2 separate regions of the Mus musculus genome follow, and region 2 is linked to region 1. The links are chromatin contacts, found by Hi-C or POLR2A ChIA-PET in ENCODE. All regions are on one chromosome and are shown on one strand. Each heading gives the region's core, a stretch centred on a gene start or an enhancer-like site at or near the end of the contact. The rest is flanking DNA. Distances are from core to core; before and after follow the strand shown. Region 1 holds the start of Gpd1l (glycerol-3-phosphate dehydrogenase 1-like). Region 2 holds the start of Osbpl10 (oxysterol binding protein-like 10).

The links. Hi-C counts contacts between places; a loop is a spot of excess contacts on that map. ChIA-PET counts read pairs that join two places held with the same protein, here RNA polymerase II (POLR2A).
Region 2: a loop to region 1 is called in a map of heart, with 11 times the contacts of the local background. The contact joins the promoter of Osbpl10 here to the promoter of Gpd1l in region 1. A Hi-C loop is called at or near these places in 5 of 37 maps with a recorded cell type or tissue (heart and left cerebral cortex). POLR2A ChIA-PET finds 5 or more read pairs at or near these places in 2 of 5 experiments (Patski and embryonic stem cell).

Annotation. Positions count from the first base shown.
Region 1 is chr9:114,932,730-114,935,251 of GRCm38, reverse strand. It overlaps Gpd1l (glycerol-3-phosphate dehydrogenase 1-like), which reads left to right and starts at 1,265. Exons shown (of 8, transcript NM_175380.5): 1 at 1,265-1,581. The coding sequence starts at 1,535.
Region 2 is chr9:114,977,227-114,979,748 of GRCm38, reverse strand. It overlaps Osbpl10 (oxysterol binding protein-like 10), which reads right to left and starts at 1,264. Exons shown (of 12, transcript NM_148958.3): 1 at 785-1,264. The coding sequence starts at 1,071.

The DNA.
Region 1 (2,522 bases), core at 16-2,515:
AATAAACCTATTCTATTTTTAAATTAAATTTATTTTAAACCAGACATTAATTTAATGAATTTAATTTAATCCAGATAGTTGCCTTTAATCCCAGCATTTGGGAGGGAGAGGCAGACAGACCTCTTGTGAGTTTGAGGCCACCCTGGTCTTTAGCATGTTTTAGACCATCCAGGGCTACACTGTGAGACTCTGTCTCAACAAATGAATTAATTAAAATAAGTTTGTTTACTATTGTGAGGCTGTGCGATTCTCTCCTTCCTCCGTGGGCCCTGGAGATCTGACTTCCATTAGGGTTACACCTTTCCTTGCTAAGTGAGCTAGCACTCTCCATTCTTGCTTTTGCTTTGTGATAGGGGCTCACGTGACCCAGGTTAGCCTCAAACTCACTGTCTAGTTAAGGATGACATTGAACTGCCGATCGTCCTGTCTCTACCTCCCTGAAGCTGAGATTACAACACATTCCACCATCTCTGTTTTTCGCGGCCGCGGCGTGCCCAATTGCAGTACAGCAGTTTGGATGGCTTTTTTGTGAAGCTCTGGCAGGGAGAGAAAAGGGGCATGCCCTTTGGGTAACCGTATGAGGGGGACAGTTCAAGTTTCTGCTTTGATCCTGTGTAGACAAGTTTTCCATCCTGAAATGCAAGGGTACTTGTTTGCGACAAGGTGGCCTCCCATTTTTATTTGGCCAAGGATAACCTGGGACTCCAGATTCTCCCTCCGTCTCCCACGTGCTGTGATTACAGGCCAGAGCCACCAGGCGCTAGTGTTTGAACTTCCTGTGTTCAATCTAGTTCTCTACCAACTGAACTACGACGCCACCCTTGTAGAGTAGATACTCCCAGATCAATGGCAGAAGACTTAAAGCTCCAGGCTCGCTAGGAAATTCAGGGGTGCCTGGACTTGTCCCGTTTATACGAATTTGACAGCCGTTGTTAAAGCAGGCGCAGGCTCCAAATCTGGGTGAATTCATAGTCAACTACTTAGGCTGTCTAGGCTCCACCCTTAAGTGATAGTTGTCCCTGCGCAAATTGCGATTAGGTGACACTTGTATAAGTTGGGTCGGGCTTGCTCTGTCCAGGATAGTGACACTCAGCAGCAGGAGCTCAGAGCTCCAGTCTGCGCAATAACATTGGCCTGCACGTGGCCCGCCTGGAACTGAAAGGGAGCCCGCAGGGAGGTGGACTACACATCCCAACATTCCTAGGGCAGGGGTGGGGCGACACCGGAGGCTGACCCGGCCACCCACCCGGACCAGGCGTGCGCAGTGGTTCCTGGGAGTGGTGGGGCGGGTCCTCCGGGCTGTCAGCTGTGGCCCTAGGCGCCTAGGCAGGGTGGCGGTGGCCATTGGCGGACAGGAGGGCGGGGCGGGGTCGCCCGGAGCGCCTATACTAGGCCGTTCCTGTGGAGGTGAGCAGCCGGCCTGGGAGGCACAGTGTGTGTTGCAGCGATCCGACTTGCAGCAGCGATCCGACTTGCAGCAGCGATCCGGCTTGGCCCTGAGAGGAAGGCTGTGCAGCAGCGATCCGGCTTGGCCATGGCAGCGGCGCCTCTGAAAGTGTGCATCGTGGGCTCGGGGAACTGGTGAGCAGAGGCGGGTGGGCGGCGCGGTCTCCGCCTCCAGGAAGCCCCGGTTCCGGGCCGGCCAGGGTTGCTCTCCCGCTGCTTCAGCGTGGACACCAGGGCATCGCGGGTAGGCAGAGAGGCGGGCCTGCGACCGCCTGTCCCGGTTGGACACTGCACGGACAGAGGCCACGCCGAGGAACCAGAGCGCGAGGTGCGGGGCCAAGGTGGCCCGGGTGGTAGCGCGCACCGCGCCCGCGGGCACCTGTTTGCGCACTGGTAACCCTGCGGTTAGGGCCACCTGCTCGCCACGCCCGGGTACTTGGCAAAACAACCCAAGGGCGTTCTCTATTCTCCCCTGCCGATCACCCCCGTGGAGGAATTTGCAGAGGCTCAGTTGTCCTTACTGCAGTTTTGGGATTGGGGAAACGGAGGCACAGAGCGTGAGAAGGGTCCTTGCTACCTGGGACAGTGCTGGCTTCAAGAGACAGTTCTCATTTCCTCTGGCGAGTGGTTCCCAATCATGTTAACGTGGTATCCGAGAAGAGAAAACAAGCCCCCAACCGGGACGTGAGGGTCCCAGGGAAAGGTGTTTGCAGAGCTTCGCGTCACCACTGGGCTGTATTTTCTGACTTAACTTGTAAAGTGCTTGGTGCTTAGAGGGCTTTGAAGCTCCTCCAGTAGTTTGCATACCTTGGTGGCCCTTAACGCAGGAGAAGTTGGGGGTCTCCGTGAGAAGGAGGCAGAGTATGGTGCGTTCCAGACTTTTCCCGCGGCCCAGGGGTGGAACAGTTGAAGGCCATTCTCGTGGCTTCTGTCCCCTTCTGTTTTCCTGTGGTCTGACGCACACCACAGTTCAGGCTGCTAGAAGCGGTACTGTTCTGGAGTCGTCGGAGCCACCTGACTGGTCTTTGAAAACTTGGCTCTGAAAGGACTTTTGGAGGAAACCTTAGCTGGCTGGA
Region 2 (2,522 bases), core at 15-2,514, 44 kb before region 1:
TTAAGTCCTTCCATACAACAGAAGTCCACACCTCATCACCCCATGTATGCTGAGAACTCCACTCTCTGACATCCCGATCCTTCCAGAAGTCTGTCCATCACTAGACTTGCCAACTTCTTTTTTGGGGCAAGTTCTCCCGATGTGGCTCCGACTAGCCTGGAATTCACTATGTAGCCCAGGCTAGCCCCAAACTCAAGTCCACTGGCCTCATGTCTCTTAAGTGCCTAGCATTACAAGCATCTGCCACCACGCCCAATTCAAGGCTTGGCAACTTTGAGAGGGAAGCAAAGAAACTTCACATGCACCTGAACGGGGAATAATAACAAACTGCGCTGTTAAGCCACCCACTAGGGAAGGGATATGCACACCCTGGGAGCGGGACACTCCAAAGATGACAAGTGACAGGTTCCTTGTTGTATTTCAAACATCGTACTTTAACAGGAACTACGGAGTGGGGAGAACTGTGCTGGACAACGAGTGCCGAATGCTTTCTGCGCCCGGCACCGAGCATTCCCTCTCTGCGGGTCCCTCTCAACCCTTCTTCTTGGGTGTGAGAGACCCTCAGCAGGTAGGACACCGGAACTACCTAGGGCGCACCCGACGCCACTCCAGATTCTGCCAGCTTTCAGCACCCAAGGAAAACCAGGGTTCCTGCCTCCCTCCCGCTGCTGCGGCGCCCGCCAGGGTGCAGGAAGGACGAGGTGTCCAGGCAGTCCCCAGCCGCGGGTGGCGCCACGTTCCACACCCGGGGAGCGCGCGGGGGCGCGAGCGGCGGACTCCTTACCTGCTTTGCCAGCCCTGGAGGAGGTTGGTGTATTTGCTGAGCACGCCCTCGAGCGCCGGCTCCCTCCTTCGGCCGCCTCCTCCGGACGGGCTAGCCGCCACCGAGCCGGGACTGCTGCGGCTGCCCCCGCCGCCCAGTCCCGCGGCCCCAGAGCGGCTGGCCACCCCTCGGCCAGCCAGGGAGCAGGAGGGCGAGGAGCCCGCCGAAGTGGCGCGGCTGCTGCTCCGGCTGCTGCTATTGCTGCCCCCGCCACCGCCGCCGTCTGTGCTCTGGGCCGCCCTCTCCATGATCGCTGCGCGCCCGGGGAGCCGGTGGCCGCCGCGGTGGCAGCCCCGCCGCCGCCTCCTCCTCCTCCTCCGCCGCCGCCGCCGCCGCCGCCGCTGCCGCTACAGCTCCGGGCTCCCGGGCCGCGCGTGGCTGCTCTGATTCCCCGGGAAATGCCTGACTCATACAGGAGGAAGAAGAGGAGGAGGGAAAGAGGGCTGGGAAGGAAGCCAGCCGGGCTAGCTGCAGCTGCGGCCGCCCCTCCTCCCGCCTCGACCAGGGCCCGGCCCCGCCCTCCAGCCACTTCTCGGGCAAGTTCGGGGCTCCAGGTCCCTCCTCCTCCTCCAGCTCCTCGAACCTTGCAGTCGCTCGGAGCCCGGGCTAAGGATGCTCCTGGGGCGGGCCTGGCAGACAGAGTGGGCACGCCCTACATCGGCCCCCTTCACCCTAGCCTTTTGTTGCCCCCTCACTTGGATCCTGACCGGGGAAATCTCCGCACGCCCTTCTCCCCACCCCCAACCCACCTCGAGACCTGGAGGGAGGGACGGTCCTACCCACCCGGTACACCCGGATATGGACCCGCCCGGTCCCTGACACCAGCACGCTCCCTCTCGGTGTGTCGGCGCACAGGAGCCTGGGCCAAGCACGTACACGGTCACCTGAAAATTAGCCTCACTGAGGGAGCCTAGAAACAGGGCAGCAAGGCCCTCGGGGCTCTCCCATGGGTTTGAAAGCGGAAAGGAAGGGGCAGCAGGTGACTCTCCCAGGTGAGCAGGCTGTCAGCTGGGGCCGGTTCCACAAGTCAGAGATCGGATGGATGCACAGCGAATACCAGGCTAGGACTAGGTGCCTTCCAGTGAGCGTTCTCCTGACCTCACACGCTCACTTCACCCTGATCCCAGGGGTGATGGGCACAGACAAACAAGAGTGAGGAGTCACTGCGCTGGATACTGCACACCCGAGAGCCAGAGGGGCCCAAACCAGAGGGCAAATGAGAAGACTCACATACACACACTTCACTGTCCGCCAAGAAACTTCTTTTGCCCACCCACACGCTGGGTTCTTCTCAATCTGTCTTGCTCTTTAGCAAAGGCAGAGAGATATCGGGCTCTCTCCAGCCCACTAGTTATCGTTGTGGATATAAATATTCAATGCAATCTGGTTGTTTCTAAAATTAGAACTCTGAGAAGCTGGGACCTCTCCTTACACACACACATACACACACGATAGATGGATAGATGATAGATAGATAGATAGATAGATAGATAGATAGATAGATAGATAGATTTTTTTTTAATTGCTAGGTAGAGTCCATTCTCACAAGCACAGCCCCCAAGTCCTTTCAGCTTCACACCTGTCTGAAAGTTTTCAGAGGGTTCAGCTCTGGAGACGCCCATGCAGATGCTTCAGAGGTGATGGTAAGAGATGGCCACCACGTAAATAGGAATTCCAGGTGTCCACATATTATGAAAAA